Regions from separate parts of the Homo sapiens genome. Here region 2 is linked to region 1. The links are chromatin loops, found by intact Hi-C in ENCODE. Cell type or tissue: IMR-90. All regions are shown on one strand. Each heading gives the region's core, and the rest is flanking DNA. Links, peaks and the distances in the headings are about the cores only. Region 1 has its middle 8.3 kb from the start of KCNE5. Region 2 has its middle 110 kb from the start of TMEM164.

Region 1 (8,341 bases), core at 219-8,218:
AAGTGGTAGTTGAACAGTGAGAACACATGGACACAGAGGGGAACATCACACACTGGGGCATGTCGAGGGGTGAGGGGCACAGGGAGGGAGAGCATTAGGACAAATACCTAATGCATGTGGGGCATAAAACCTAGATGGCGGGTTGATAGGTGCAGCAAACCACCATGGCACATGTATACCTACGTGACAAACCTGCATGTTCTGCACATGTATCCCAGAACTTAATAAAAACAAAAAAAGGGGCTGGGCATGGTGGCTCACGCCTGTAATCCCAGCACTGTGGGAGGCCGAGGTGGGCAGGTCACGAGGTCAGGAGATTGAGACCATCCTGGCTAACATGGTGAAACCCTGCCTCTATTAAAAATACAAAAAATTAGCCGGGCGTGGTGGCATGCGCCTGTAGTCCCAGCTACTCGGAAGGCTGAGGCAGAAGAATTGCTTGAACCCAGGAGGCGGAGGTTGCAGTGAGCCGAGATTGCACCACTGCACTGTAGCCTGGGCGACAGAGCAAGATTCTGTAAAAAAAAAAAAGACGGCACATAAATGGTTCAGCAGCGGGATAGGTAAAGGCCTCAAAGGAAAAATTATGTCCTCGGTGTCATTGTTCTGGGAGGAATAACACATTCTGAATCTTTAACTGTCTGGAATAAATTTAGTTCCCTTGTATTTACATATTTGAAGACAATGAGTGAAGCAATATTTCCACAATAGCAGTAATTAGGAAATGTATAGCCTTCGTGTAACAGAGGTGTATATAGCACCTCTGTAGATGTGCTCAGCAGAAGAGTTTTAAGTTGTTGATATAACAAATTCATTGTGATCTTTACTCCAGTATGTTCTCCAGTATGTTAAACTCATCTCTCCCAGTGGTTCTTCACCCTGGCTGCACTTAGGAATCACATGGGAAGGTTAAAAACAACAACAAAACAGAAAAACAATTTCCATACCTCATCCTCCCTCACTGGCCAATGGAGGCCATCCTGCTAGATATTTCAATTCCTTTATTAGCATTTATCTTTAGGATTAAATAACAAAATAATTCACAGAGGAGTGGACAGTCTTCACGGTTAACCAAGGAAGGAGGCTCCTAGTTAACTGTTGGCTCTTCTAACTCTTCCTTCTTGGTAGGATCAATTTTTCTTTCACTTTGGCAGGTGTATTAGTCTGTTTTCATACTGCTATAAAGAGCTACCTGAGACTGGGTAATTTATAAAGGAAAGAGATTTAATCGACTCACAGTTCAGCATGGCTGGGGGAGCCTCAGGAAACTTAAAATCATATCAGAAGGTGAAGGGGAAGCAAGGCACCTTCTCCACAAGGCAGTAGGAAGGAGAAGTGCCGAGCAAAGGGGGAAAAGCCCCTTATAAAACCATCAGATCTTGTGAGAATTCACTCATTATCATGAGAACAGCTTGGGGGAAACTGCCCCCATGATTCAATTACCTCCACCTGGTCTCTCCCTTGATATATGAGGATTATGGGGATTACAATTCAAGATGAGATTTGGGTGGGGACACAAAGCCTAACCATATCAGCAAGTTAGCTAGCTATTTCCTTTATCACTAAAAAGAATGAGAGATTCTGAGAGGATGAGATATAGAATCAGAACATTTCTTGGAAGACACTCCTAAGGGTATCACAAATTAAAAATGGGCTCTAGTGGTGGTGGAGGGACACTTGGGAGTGCTAAACACCAAGTTTCCCATTTCATATTTTTGCCTTGAGGTTATAATAAATCAATCAAACAAAAACAAAGGGAAAAAGGAAAAGAGAGAGTATGCTGAAATTCACCCACGCATGTGTCTCTCCAGAGTGACTTTTGCAGTAGAAATCTGAAAATAATTATTTTGAGGTTCAGGTATTTATTTTTGCACCTGGCTATTTGCTAGCCTATGAAGTTATAAGAAGCTTCAAATTAGATATACATATACGTACATATAAATTACAGACATGTCGACATATACTTTCTTCTTTATGGCCAACTGCTCTTCTTACATATGGCTTTCTCACCTTAGCTGTATCTTCGACATTCCTTACCATAGGGCACTCCATGCCCCACATTCAGTTTCGGATGTTGAATAGCATGTATCAACATAGGAAAGTGGCAATGTGGCTCTCCAGGAGTAGGTGAGGGACAAGGCCAGAGAGAAAAATCAAGAAGCCCTCCTGCCTAGATACTGACTGAGGGAGGAATATAGAAAAACGAGCTGAAATCGCTCAAGTGTGCTCCCCAGCCTTCCTCTAGGTGGCATCATTTCTCACCCAGATCTACATTTTATTACCCATCAAGATTCATGGTGGTGACAGGATTAACCTTTCTCAGGGAGTCCAAGTGAAGGAAAGGATATGGAATCTTCTGTTACATTTCAGCAGGAGTCTTTGTTTTCTCTGCAAGAGGCCCCCCTGGGCTCTCTTTGCTTGTGAACTCTTCCTTTTTGCTTATGGTATAAACAATAGCTCTCTGGATCCCATCTCCTCGGGTTGTGGGCTATCTTGGTTAGCCTTTGGTTTTGCTCAGAAGAAGGCAAACTCCAAAACCAACTGGCCTGGAGCTGCAGGGACTCAGCATCCTGTTTCCAGGAGTAAGATTGTACAAATATGTTAGCTTGAGCTGTTGACTTCATTCTCTCTCTTAAAACTTTAGGAGTTTCTCTTTTACAAGTTTTAAAGACAGACTGAGCACTGGACTTTTCTTAGGTAGCAAAGCCATTTTTGTTTTAAAACCCTGTGAAGTTCCAATACTCTTAGATTTCCTTTGTCTTAAAACATGGCACTTAAATGCTTCTGGCCCTTCTTGTGTAGTATTGCTAGGTGTTATGAAGATACAAAAAAGTTCTTGTGCTATTAGCACATGATGTCAGACCATGAGGGTGAATGAGAAGCTGAACTGTGAGCTGAAGATTCTACATATGTAGGAATCTGGAAAAGACAAAGAGTCTTTCAGGATTCAGTTGCCTGAGAAGGCCTCCAGTCTGAGCCTACTACTGAAGAGGTGAGAGTGACTTTTACCAAATTCCAGATAATAACAAGGAGCATGCATTCATTCAAAGCAGCATCCTCTCTGCCCACTGCACCATGAAATTCCTGTTGCTTTCACCCCATGTAGTCCTTGAAGGCCCTATCGGTCCTCATGGACTACATGGGGTGAAAGCAACAGGAATTTCACGGGTTATAGCTTGAGGTTCTATACCAGAGATCTCCAAGAGATTCCTCATGCACCTAAGATATTGATGCCTTCTGCCTTTGGGGTGGCCAGAGCTCCCTGGCAGGTTGCTTTTTTATCCATTTATCCCAGGGAGCCAATATATGTTATCTATGTGTGCTATGTGGTAAAAACTGTTAGAAAGCACCATTTCAGATGTATCCCTCTTCTTGGAGAGCTTTGGTAGCACATGGTCTCAATGATTTGTTTTCCTGTTTGTAGTCCAAGTTACACAGGCTCTGTCAAAGTAGAAACTGTGTCTGTCTCATATGCTGTTATAGATCTAGTGCCTGCCACTGTGCCTAGCACATAGTACATGCTCAGAAAATATTTCATGAATGAATGAATGAGGAAGTCTAGGCCTTGAAGGATGAGTAAAATTTGGATAACCTGGAAGGGTTAAGGGTTTGCAAGGGTGATGAGCAATAGGAATAGAGTCAAATATGTTTGTGGTGTATGCCAGGCACAATTTGGAGGCAATGAGAAATTATCAGATCCCATCATGCCTATTTAACATAATGCTGAGTGAATAAAGAGCCACTGAAGCATCATTGCTGACAAGCAAAGTAGAAATTAGAACAAACAGGTGGTAATCGACACAACCATGTTTCTCTTAGCATCTAATTTCAAGTCAAACTCTGTGTGTCCACTATGGAAACAATGTCTCACGTGGTCAGGGGACTAATTCCAATAATTCCTAAATGTTCCCATACCATCTTGTAGCTTAGAAGCCCTCGCTGCAATCCCTGGTACCCCAGAGGCAAAGGAACACTATGCTGTCATCCTTCACAATGTGGGATTAGAGGAGTAAACCCTGTTGTTACAGGCATTGTTTTCCACATGGAGAAATGATCCTAGTGACTATTTCATACTCAAAACTTATGTCAGGTGTCACATCCTTAGGGAAATGTGCCCTGAGCTCTCTGAGGTTGAGTCAAATGCTCCTCTCTGGTTCCCACTGCACCATACGTTTAATGTTAATGAAACAACCACAGCCAACATTATTGAGCATTTCACATGTTCCAGGCATTATGTTCAGTACTTTACATAAGTTATCTTATTCAATCCTTGCCACAAAATCCTATGGTAAGCGCATGGTTATTATCTCCATTTTACAATCGAGGAAACTGGAGCAAAGATAAAATGGGTGCAGCAAATCAACATGGCACATGTATACCTATGTAACAAACCTGCACATTGTGCACATGTACCCCAGAACTTAAAGTATATATAAAAACCTAAAAATAAATAAATAAAGACATATGAATTAAAAGAAAAGAAAAACATTCTGAATGAGGAGAAATGAAAACTCCAGTCCTCCACCAGATGGTGCTGTGGGAGTCCAAAAGAAAAGTGCCCTCGGACCTCTTCCTTTCCCACTCCTTTCCCAAGAATACTCCAAATATCCGCATTTTTGTTTCTTTGTTTTTCTTTTTTCTTTTCCAGAGAAGCCTGAGTGGGTGGGAGAAACATTTTCAAGATAATGTTTAGGCAGGAATTGACATGAGTTTGATAATTTTATTTATGACTTTATGTTTTGGCCCAAAAGGCAAGATTGACCTTATTTCACTCCACCCTTTTAGATTCATGTACTTATTTCAAAGATCTCAAAGTGGTTTTTGCACCCTTGTCACCATTACAAAGCTGGAAATAAAATCTGAATTGCCCAAAGCATTGGAGGAGGCCGTGCAGTGGAGTGAAAACGTCTCCTGACTGCGAGGCAGTCTGATGGCTCTGCCATTAACTAATGAGAGACTTCAGGCAAGTCCCTTCTCCTCTCTGGACCTCAGTAGCTCCGCCTTTACAATAAGAGGGTTAGATGAGACTTCCAACCCTGAAATGTTTTATTTTCCCTGATAGTTTCTATACAAAGGACAGTAGACAATAAAAAAGATAACTGACCTCTGGTTCAAATCTCAGCTTGACCACCTATGAGCCAATCGAATTTGGACAAGTTACTTAACCTCTCTGCAACTTAATTTCCTCATCTGTATAATAGGAATACTGTTTTACCTACCTCAGAGGGTTGTTGTTAAGGATTAGGTGAGATAATGTATGTAAAGTGTTTAACACAGTGTTTGTCACTTTCAGTAAAAGCTATTATCACATAGAGCTTACCCTCACAATGTAGCAATTTCCTAGAGCTTGGGTGTTCATTTAGTAGTCATCAAAATTGGGGGAAGTTTTAAGTACTAAGCCACAAACAGTCAGGCTTGGCCCTTTTATAAGTATAATGATAAATGCATTTCATGGGTGCACTGCAAGGCTAAGTATGCAATTGAAGCAGAGAGCTGCACAAGTAACCATAAACAATGGGAATCCTCTCACACTGTTGGTGGGAGTCTAAAATGATACAAGCCACTTTGGGAAAATGTCTGGCAATTTCTTATAAAACTAAAGTACATCTTTCCCATGACCCAGCATTTCCACACCTAGGTATTTACCCAAGAAAAAGGAAAACATATGTCCACAAAAGGAATTATATGAGAACATTTAGAGCAGCTTTATTTTTAATAGCCAGAAGTTGGAAACAGACCAAGTGTTCATCAGTAGGAGAATGGATAAACAAACTGTGGTATGGTCACACAGTGGAGTACCACTCAGTAATAAAAAGGAACAAACTACTGATACTCGCAACAGCATGTGTCATGATTTATGTATCATATATGTGAATTATGTATCATTATGTATCATGTATTAGCATGAGCCTCAAAAACATTAAGCTGAGTAAAGTAAGTCTTATTCAAAAAAGTCCATGCCTTATGATTCCATATATATGAGCTTCTATAACAGGCAAAACTAATCAATGACGGAAAAAAAACAGTGGCTGCCTCTGGGAGTGAAGGGAGAGGATTGCCTATGAAAGGATGAGAGGACATGTTCTTGAGTAGTAGTCTTTATCTTAGTAGGGGTTACATTTACCAAAACTCAGAAAATATGCAGTTAATATTTATATATCTCATTGTATGTATATTTTACTTCAAAAGGAAAAAAGAATAATAAACAAATATTGGACTATAGTTAATGATAGGTATGGAGAAAGTGCTTAGGAGTGAAGTGCATACTGATGTATGCAACTTCAAAAAAAAAAAAGATAATGAATAGACAAATAGATAGAGGGAGGAGTGGATAGGTGAGGGATGAATAAAGCCAGTATAGGAAAATATTAGTGGTAGAATCTAGGTGGTTACTAGATATCCTCTGTAAAATTCTGTCAATGTCGCTATATGTTTGAAATTTTACACAATATATACTTTTTTTTGGAAAAATGTAACTTCAAAGTTTCACAGTCCCCACAGAGTGAATCTTTTTCAAAGTTGGTAAGTTTCATTACGGGAAGGCAGACCTCAGACCTAGGTAAAAATTTCCTGAGCACATATTATGTGCCAGGCACTGTGCCAGGCATGGTGAGGGGTACAAAGAGGAAGAACACAGCACCTGCCCTCATGAGGTCTGTAGGGGCCATCTGATGAGCCCATCCGTCACTATTATTCTACGCTATGAGATTGCTAAGGACAGTGAGATTTCATCTAGTTGAGAAGGTGTGTGGCATTGAAGACATTTTGGGTAATTAGTGCTGTAAGTAGGGTTGGACAGCATCTTCAGGCCGGAGCACAGAGAGTCTTGAAGGCCACAGTAAGGTGATCATTTGGAAGTCTAGTGGACCCATTCAAGAATTTTGAGCCAAGGAGTGACATCTTTAGGAATTTACTGGGAGAAAGGGGCAGGTGTGATAGATGCCATTGCTTTACGGGGGTTGGCAGGCAAGGGAGCTTTTCAGGTACCTGCAATGAGCAACGGGAGCAGCTGGAAGCATCCATAAAGAGAGGTTCAGAATGACCAGGACAGCCCCAAAGCCTAAGGAGATGAGATCTTGGTTTGATCCCCTGGGAAATGGGAAGCCATTTAGTCTGTGCCTCTGTCCTACTTCTTTGCCCAAGGATGTTGTGGCTCTGTAAGGCCATACTGGTTGTTCACAGTCAAAATCTATTCTGATGGTTTGTTAGTCCATTCTGATTGACCAGCATTGAAGATATACTGCTGTTGAATCCATACCTGCCCACCTCATAAGGTTGTTATAGGGTTAATTAGTATAATGTATGTAATATGCCTGGCATATGCTAGACACTTGATAAATGAAATCAGGGACCAAATTTGATGCTCCAGTATGTGGCCTGAATATAGGAGGATATCAGCACAAGCCCACGAAGATCTCCAAGAAGTCTCTAAGTAAGGCATTTGAAGCTCCTGAGGCCCATTCCAACCTACAAATATTGTGATCTTTATCAAACCCCAGTTAGTCTGAAATGCTGTGTATATTCCCATGGAAAAACTGAGAAGCCCCAGTTGGATTAAGGAACCGTCTAATTTATTCTCATCAGTCTTTTGAGAACAGACCTACTGTGGTGGCTTATGGCAAACCATACCCTCAAGATTGTGCTGCTAGGAGGAGGTAGAGAAGCTTGCAGCATAGCCTGGGACAGTGAGCTCAGACCACCTGGAGTCTTCCTTTTTCCAAACAAGGCTTTGGACTCTAGTGCTTAGAGATTGGGCCCAGAGTCTCAGTTCTCTCCAAATTCTGGCTGGTCGTCCTGCCCACTACTTACCCAGCTCCACATCCTGGCACTCCCTATTTGTCCCCAGTTCACAAAGAAGTTGTCTGTGAGAGTTATAAAGGCACAGACTGTTCACCGATGTGACTTGCTCACCGATGTGTCTCTAGGACCCAGCACAGTGCTTCACACAAAGTAACATGTAATAAATATTTGTTGAATGAATGAATGAATGAATGAATGATTCCTTCTCAGTCTTTAGTTGGTGCCTCATGAAGCCTTCTTTCTTTCTCTCCTTTAGAGCCCACTGTGGCTTTGCCAGCCTTCTGGACTCCGACAGTGCTTACCATCTGTGTCTGTCCTTTGGCAACTAGCCAAACTCAACTCAGTTCAATTCAACCAACTTCCATAGAGCTGCACTGTTGGCAGGAAGCACTCACAGTCTCAAGGAATGGGGAAAGCATTTCCTATCCATGGCGCCTCAATTGTACTTTTAAAACAAACTTGGCATGGAAGAGAACCTTTCCCGAGACTCTTTGAAAGTCTAAATACATGATTGTAAATTACTTCCCTTTGTCAACACCCT
Region 2 (8,341 bases), core at 243-8,242, 260 kb before region 1:
TAAAAAAATGATGAGTTCATGTCCTTTGTAGGGACATGGATGAAGCTGGAAACCATCATTCTCAGCAAACTATTGCAAGGACAAAAAACCAAATACCACATGTTCTCACTCACACGTGGGAATTGAACAATGAGAACACATGGACACAGGAAGGGGAACATCACACACCGAGGCCTGTTGTGGGGTGGGGGGAGGGGGGAGGGATAGCTTTAGGAGATATACCTAATGTTAAATGACGAGGATTAATGGGTGCAGCACACCAACATGGCACATGTATACATATGTAACTAACATGCACGTTGTGCACATGTACCCTAAAACTTAAAGTATAATAAAAAATAAATAAATAAATAAACATTAACAATTTTTATAAATGGGTCAAAAATGTGATTATTTTCTATTCAAATTAATAATGCAAACACTAATACAATGTTACTTCAAATAATTAAGAAATTTTATCCAGTCGTTAGCTAAGTAATGAGGTCAAGTCATCCCCAGTAACTTCCTGTGATACCAAAGGGAATGTATTTTATCTCTAATGAAGCACACCTGGGTCTGTCATGCACTAGCAATGTGAATGTGAGCCTTTGGCTTCTGGGGGATTTTATTTCCTCTGCTATAGAATTGAAGGACTTTGTTTAAGGTGTCTTACAAAGACTTCTTGCTTTGCAAAAACATGTTGGGTAGTAAGAAGTAAATTTTTAAAGACATTTGGACTTTTTTTCTATCTGTAGAATAGCATAATTCAGAACTATTCCACACTGTTGTTCTGGAAAAATTTTCCTCATGCAATGTAAATGTAATGACTGACTTAAAAAGTCTGAAAATGAAGCATCAAAGAATAAAAATGTGGTTTAAAATCTTTAAAAAAAAAGAAATAGTAAAAATAAATAAATAAATAAATAAGGAAAGAAAGCAGGAAAAATAAAACTAAAAACAAACAAGAAATCTTGAAAGTAGCCAGAGAAAAACAATGAATTACCTATGGGGAAACACCAATTCAAATTACAGCAGATTTCTCATCTGATACCATGGAGGCAAGAACGAAGTGACACAACTTGAAAGTATGGAGACAGGAGAATTGTCAACTGCAAATTCTATATCTGGCAAAAATATTCTTAAGGAATGAGAGTGAAATAAAGCATTCTTAAATGAAGGAAAAACTAAAAGAATTTGTCACTAGCAGAACTCTTAAATAATAGCTAGGAGAAGCTCTTTAAACAGAAAAAAACGATAAAAGAAGGAATCCTGGCACATCAGGAAAAAAGTATATAAAACAAATATACTAGTACACAGAAGACATTATCAGTTTCCTCATGAGTTTTATAAGTCATGTTTGATTGCTGAAACAAAAATTATAACACCCTGTGATACTGAGGACAATGATAATTAAGACCATGGAAGATGAAGAAACATAAATAGAAGTGAGGTTTTCACACTTCACTTGAAGTAGTAAAATGCGATATCATCTAACCCCAGTTAAAATACCTTTTATCCAAAAAGCAGGCAATAACAAATGCTGGTGAGGATGCAGAGAAAAGGCAACCCTCGTAAACTGTTGGTGGGAAGGTAAATTAGTACAATCACTATGGAGAGCAGTTTGGCGATTTCTCTAAAAAACTAAAAGCAGAGCCACTGTATGATCCAGCCATCCCACTGCTGGGTATATACCCAAAGGCAAGGAAATCAGTATATCCAAGAAATATTTGCACTCCCATGTTTGTTGCAGCCCTGCTCACAAAAGCTAAGATTTGGAAGCAACCTGCGTCCATCAACAGATGAATGGATAAAGAAAAAGTGGTACATATACTCAAGGGAGTACTATTCAGCCATAAAAAATGAGATCCTGTCATTTGCAACAACATGGATGGAAGTGGAGATCATTATGTTAAGTGAAATAGCCAGTCACAGAAAGACAAACCTCATGTTTTCACTTATTTGTGGGAGCTAAAAAAAAAATTGAACTCATGGAGATAGAGAGTAGAAGGATGGTTACCAGAGGCTGGGAAGGATAGTGGGGGGTCAGGGGAAGTTGGGGATGGTTAACGGGTACAAAAAATAGTTAGAAAGAATGAATCAGACCTAGTGTTTCAGGATGCATACCACGTTCTCCATGATGTGTTTATTTCACATTGCATGCCTGTATCAAAACATCTCATGTACCCCATAAATATATTCACCTACTATATACCCACAAGCACTAAAAATAAAAAGTTTTTAAAACTAAGTCAGGATTGATCACAGACATAAACATAAAATGAAAAACTATAAAACTTTTAGAAAAAAATAGGAGGAAATCTCTGGGATCTAGAGTTCAGCAGAGTTTTTAGAGTCAGCCCTAAAAGCAGGGTTTATAGAAGGAAAAATAGTTCATCGAAAATTTTAAAACTTTTGCTCTGTGAAAGTACATATGAAGAGAATGAAAAGGCAAGCTACAGACTGGGAAAAAACATGTACGAATCACGTATCTGAGAAAGTACTCATGTCTACAACACACAAAGGACTCTCAAAACTCAATATTTGATAAATCCAGTTAGAAAATGGGCAAGATATATACAGACATTTTGCGAAGAGAATATACACATGAAGAATAAACATGTGAAAAGCTATTCAACATTGTTAACCATTAGAGAAATGCAAATTACAGCTACAATGAGATAGTACTACATACATATCAGAATGTCCAAAATAAAAAATAGTGGCAACACCACTATTAGTGAAGGTGTAGAGAAACTGAGTCACTCATACATTGCTTGTGGGAATGTAAAATGGTATGGCTACTCTGGAAAACAGTCTAGCAGTTGCTTTAAAAATTAAACACGTAGCTGGGCGTGGTGGCTCACACCTGTAATCCCAGCACTTTGGGAGGCCGAGGTGTCGGGGTCACTTGAGCCCAGGAGTTTGAGACCAGCCTAGGCAACGTAGGAGGATCCCCATCTCTACAAAAAAAAAAAAAAAATTAGCCAGAAGCACACCTGTGGTCCAGCTACTTGGGTGGGCTGAGGTTGGAGGATCGCTTGAGGCCAGGAGATGAAGGCTGCAGGGAGCCATGCTCATGCCACTGCACTCAGCCTGGATGACAGAGTGAGCAAAGTGAGACCCTGTTTCGAAAAAAACAAAAAAAAGTTAAACACGTGCTTACAATGTGACTTAGCAACTGCAATCTTGGGGATTTATCCCAGGGAAATGAAAACTTATATTTATGTAAGACCTGTAAATAAATATCACAAATGCCCTTCAATGGGTGAATGATTAAACTGAAGCTCATCCATACTGTGGAATACAACTCAGCAATAAAAAAAACTACATGCAACAGCCTGGATGAATCTTTAGAAAATTATGCTGAGTGAAAATAAGCCAGTCCCAGAAGTTACATATTGTACAATTCTATCTATATCATGTCTGTGAAGTGACAAAATTATAGAAATGAAGAACAGATTAATGGTTGCCTAGGTTTAAGGAGGTGGGGGGAGATGAATATGATTATAAAAGGGCAATAGGAGGGATCCTCAAGGTGATGGCACTGTTCAGTACTTTGACTATGTACTATAAGACCTACTGTTTTAGGATGCATACCCCATTTTCCATGATATGCTTATTTAACATGTGGTGGTATCCATCACATGAACTTACATGGATGATCAAATTATATAGAACTAAATACACATACACACATATGAGGATAAATATTAATAAAACCAGGGAAATCTGAATAATATAGGTGGATTGTATCAACATCACTATTCTTACTATGATATTACAGTTTTCCAAAATGTTACCATTGGGGAAAACTGGGCAAAATGTATGAGAGATCTTGCTCTTGTTTTTTTTAGCTGCATGTGAATCTGCAATTATCTCAATAAAAATGTCAATTAAAACAAATGGCCAGTGTTGCTGAGCTTAGTGGATGAGCAGGAGAGTGGTGAGCGACAGGTAGATGAGCTAAGCAGAAGACAGATTATCCACAGCCTAGTAACCCACGGAAAGACTTTGGATTTTATCCTAAACCCATTGGGAAGCCATTGGCGGGGAGTCACATGAATTTACATATATTTTAATAAATAATTCTGGTTGCTGTGTGGAGGGGCCAGAGTGGCAGCAGGGAGACCATTGTAGCAGGCCAATGTTTTTCCCTGTATTGCTACCATTGTAGCAAGAAATTTCTGCTAGCTTGGATCAGAAATGAGTGAAGATGGAGAGATGTGGATGGATTCAGGATATATTTTGGGGGTGGAGCTAACAGAAGTTCATAGCTGGATGGATGACTATGAAGTTCCCAGTCCGGGAATTTTCTGGAATGGGGCCACTTCTACACAAACACCCTGAGCTATTCTTATAGGACAAGTGAATTTTCAGAAATGGAATATACATTTGAGTACATGCCGACGGCCTGGCCTATCACATGGGATTGGTATCAGCCTTTCTGGTAGCTTTAGACATTAGAAATCTCAAGCTATGTGGAAATTTTTAAAATAGAATTACCAAAAAAAAAAATGGCTCCTCTTGGCAGACAGATTAGAAAAAAGAGGTCAACCTCCAGATGGATGCAGTCCTGTGCAGGGCACAAGGCTTGGTGAGAAGAGCATGAGCTTAATTTCATTCCCACATCCCTTTAGCCAGGCGCCATTGTGTGGAGCACAAAAAAAGCCCTGCAGCCCTGCTGCCCATACCTAGAAGCTTGAGTCCTGCCTGCTGTTATTGCTGCCTGTGGACACTAGGGGGCAGGGCAACTATGTAAATTAGGCCTTCCCTTGCGTTCTTGGGAGGGTCTGATGTGGTGGCCCACGGACGTGGGCTGGACTTCACCTTCAGGTAAAATCCGTTAGCTCCCAGAAGTTCCCAGGCTTAGCTGGTCTGGGAAATTAATTGCTCATTAATCTCTTTGAGACAGAAGAATTGGGCTGCCAACTCATTTGACTGGTAAAACTAACCCAGTTTCCTACAAGTTTGTTTATATCTTGCCAAGTGGAGCTATGGAATGTTTCTTAAAGCAGTTTAGAAATCTGAAAAAATCCAGTATAGTCCACATCACTCCAGTATAATTCCAACATATTCTGGCTTGCAAAAGGGATCCCACCGTATTGCCAGTCAGCCAGCTAGGGAAGAGTGTGATTTATGCAGTGTTTCCTTAGAACCCAATGTTTCCAGTTATAATTGTATCTGAGCAATCTGAGTCTAGTGGCCTCCCTTGTTAATCTCTTAGGTGGCAGCACCAATGGGGTTGAGAAGACAGGTCCGGATGATTGTGAGAATAGTTCCACAGCCTCCTTGCCTGTCACTGAGTGCACAGGGCACAGAGTACAAGCATTGCTTCCTAGTGGCTACTAGGTGGCCTCTAGCATCCCCAGCCTCGGGGACCATGTCAGCTCTGTCCAAGAGGATGGGCAGATTGTGTGAAGGTGTCAGGAGACTAGCAGAATGACATTTGGGAAAGATTTCTGAGTGCCAGATGGAAGGACATGGCTACAATAGGGCATGGCAGCAGAAGGAGACAGAGGGGAGCGTAGAGAGCCAGTGTGCTGTGTCAACCGGGGCTCAGAGAACCAAGGTGAATGGAATTAAGACAACTGAAGTGAAGCAGAAGGAGGCAAATCCAGAACAGAGGGACCCAATGCCCCCGTGGGGTTGTGTCATGTTGGTATTTCTCTGGAAAGACTGTGTCTAGTTAGTGCATGGGGCCAGGATGAGGAAAATAACAGTAAAGCATTCTGTACTTTTCTAGGCTGTCTCAGTCCTATGTAAAGGTGGTGGGGGATTTGCCCTGAAAGGTGTTCTGCAAGCCCCCCTCTCAGGATAACTATATTTGCGTGGTCAGCCTGGTACCCTGAATTATTATTGTTATTTTTAATTACAAACATGTGCTTTGAATCATTAACACAAGAGAGGTCTTGTGGAAGCCAAGACTGGCTGTGCAGCCGCGGATGAAGCCTGCTTTGCAGCAGAGGGCAGCATCCACTGGTTATAGTTCATTCCTGACCTGAACAAGCCTAGTGAAAACTTTAGGGAGATTGAACAGGGGAGGAGGATGTGGTCTGGAAAATGGGAAGGGGGTGGATTTCCTCATGTTTCATCTTCTCTTGCAATGTCATGGTGTATCTGGGGACTCGGTTGTTACTGAGCACTTCTCTCCATTGAGTACAGTAAAAAGTCATAGAGGAACCAAAGAAGCTGACAAGGACTTTGAGGGATTTTTGTTGTTGTTGTTTAATCCCCAAGGAACCTTGGATAAAAGAATGATTACTTTTGCAGGAAAAGTAGCTACTAGGATTGTTTGTGGTGTGGATTTCTTTTTTGTGACATGTAAAAACACTGGTTTTAATCTAGTTTTAACACCCTGAAAATGGTTTATCTCAATATGTGCTCATCTTCCTTCCCCTTTCCAAGGGGGCCCTCCTCAAGTTCCCCTATCAGTAGCTGTCTCACTTCCTCTTAAAAGTCCCCACCCAGTAGCTGCCACATTTCACTTTGGGAAGAGGAGTAACTAAGAATGGGTAAGCTGGCTCAGAGCTTCCTTGCCCTCCTTGTCAGGGGCTCAAATTGATCTGGATCCCCTCTCCCCAAGGTTATCCAGTAACATTACAGGGACCTGAGTGTCTGCAACTGAAGTGAACTCTTGGAGAAAGGCTTGTGTATGACTTGTACCCCTTTTGGCCCAAGAAAACTCAGACAAGTCTTAGCCACTTACTCATTGTAAGAAGCAGATACGGTGTTTGAACAGAGGTCTTTTGATTGCAAATTTAGCCCTCGCTTTATGACATTGGGAGGGTCTTCTGAATAATAGAAACTTGATTAATGCCCATTGAGAGGTCATGTATATGACACAGTGGTTAAAATCCCAGTGTCTGACAACTGATGTGTGTATGTGTGTGTGTGTGTGTGTGTGTGTGTGTGTGTGTGTGTTAAAGTATACATAACATAAAATGTACCATTCTAATCATTTCTGAGTATATAATTCAGTGGCATTAAGTCTATTCACAGTGCTGTACAATCACTACTATCTATTTCCAGAACATTGTCATCATCTCAAACAGAAACTCTGCACTGACAACTAGTTTTCAATTCAGGTTCTGCCACTTAGTAGCTGTGTAAACTTGTACAGAGTCCTTAATTTCTCAGGGCCTCAACTTCCTCATTTATAAGAAGAAGATAGTAATAGTACCTGCTTCATATGATTGATTGTGTGTATATAGTAATATTTATTCATATTAATGACTAATATCAATTGATTTGTTAATTGATGAATATTTATTCCGTATTTACTGAGTTTTTACTCTGTGTCAAGCACTATGCTTTAACTAGTGAGTGACAGGGTGAAGACTTAAACTCAGATTGGCTTGACCTTAGGGCTTGCATCTGTACTGCTTTTACTGTGAGGATTCAGTGAGATAAGGATGCTCAGTGCCTGCCACACAGCATTCCCTCAACCAATGCTAGCTAGTTATTTTAGTTATTTCTTTTTTTTAGAGATGCAGGTCTTCCCTCTGTTACCCAGGCTGACCTAGAACCCCTGGCCTCAAGTGATTCTCCCACCTCAGCCTCCCGAGCAACTGGGACTACAGGTGCAAGCCACTACTACACCCAGCTTAAATGCTATTTTATGGTTATCATTACTGCTGTCAAATTGAGTTTGAAACTCGTGCCTTAACTTCTCTGGTGACAGTAAGTTGCTCTCTCCTCCTGCACAGGGAATGTCACAAATAGCAATAAATTTTCCCTCCGTTTACGTAGGAAAAAGAGGTAGGCAGCCTCTCTGATGGATGTCTGACTAACCACATCTATTTGCCACCCAAGAACTGCCACCCTGGTCGGGTGTGGTGGCTCATGTTTGTAATCCCAGAACTTTGGGAAGCCAAGGCGGGCGGATCACTTGAGGTGAGGAGTTCGAGACCAGCCTGGTCAGTATGGTGAAACCCCATCTCTGCTAAAAATACAAAAAAATTAGCTGGGTGTGGTGGCGCATGCCTGTAGTCCCAGCTACCTGGGAGGCTGAGGAAGGAGAATGGTTTGAACCCGGGAGGTGAAGGTTGCAGTGAGCCGAGATCGTGCCACTGCACTCCAACCCGGGCAACAGAGCAAGACTCTGTCTCAAAAAAACAAACAAACAACAAAAAAAAAAGAAAAGAAAAGAAAAGAAAGAAAAGAAAAAAAAAAAAAAAAAGAAGAACTGACACCCTAGCTGCATGGCTGGAGGATATCCATCTCTTTCTCCATTTTTCGCCCCTTGTAGGCCAGGCGCCTGGCAGGGCAAGCAGTGACAAAGGCTATCTTCGAAGGGTGAAGAAGAATGAAGGAAAAATCCCTTTTAGCCCCTGATTTCCATAGCTACTCTCACCTCCCCTCC

Evidence for each region. A loop is a pair of places that touch in the nucleus more often than their neighbours do. Peaks named below come from ENCODE experiments on the same cell type or tissue, not always from the same donor. Only the 100,000 strongest peaks of a DNase experiment are listed, where the experiment ranks them.
Region 2: a loop joins it to region 1, with 13 times the contacts of the local background. A loop is called at or near these places in 12 of 110 quality-filtered maps.

The regions. Positions count from the first base shown.
Region 1 is chrX:109,629,295-109,637,635 of GRCh38, reverse strand. No RefSeq gene overlaps it. Among named protein-coding and RNA genes, the nearest start is that of KCNE5, 8.3 kb to the right of the region's middle. In IMR-90, for the core only: CTCF peaks have their summits at 2,244 (motif pointing right) and 4,514 (motif pointing right); no DNase peak of the experiment used is centred there.
Region 2 is chrX:109,887,468-109,895,808 of GRCh38, reverse strand. No RefSeq gene overlaps it. Among named protein-coding and RNA genes, the nearest start is that of TMEM164, 110 kb to the left of the region's middle. RefSeq lists a silencer at 4,722-4,791 and an enhancer at 4,575-4,869. In IMR-90, for the core only: CTCF peaks have their summits at 4,711 (motif pointing right) and 5,946 (motif pointing right); a DNase peak (open chromatin) is centred at 4,718; H3K27me3 peaks cover 473 bases.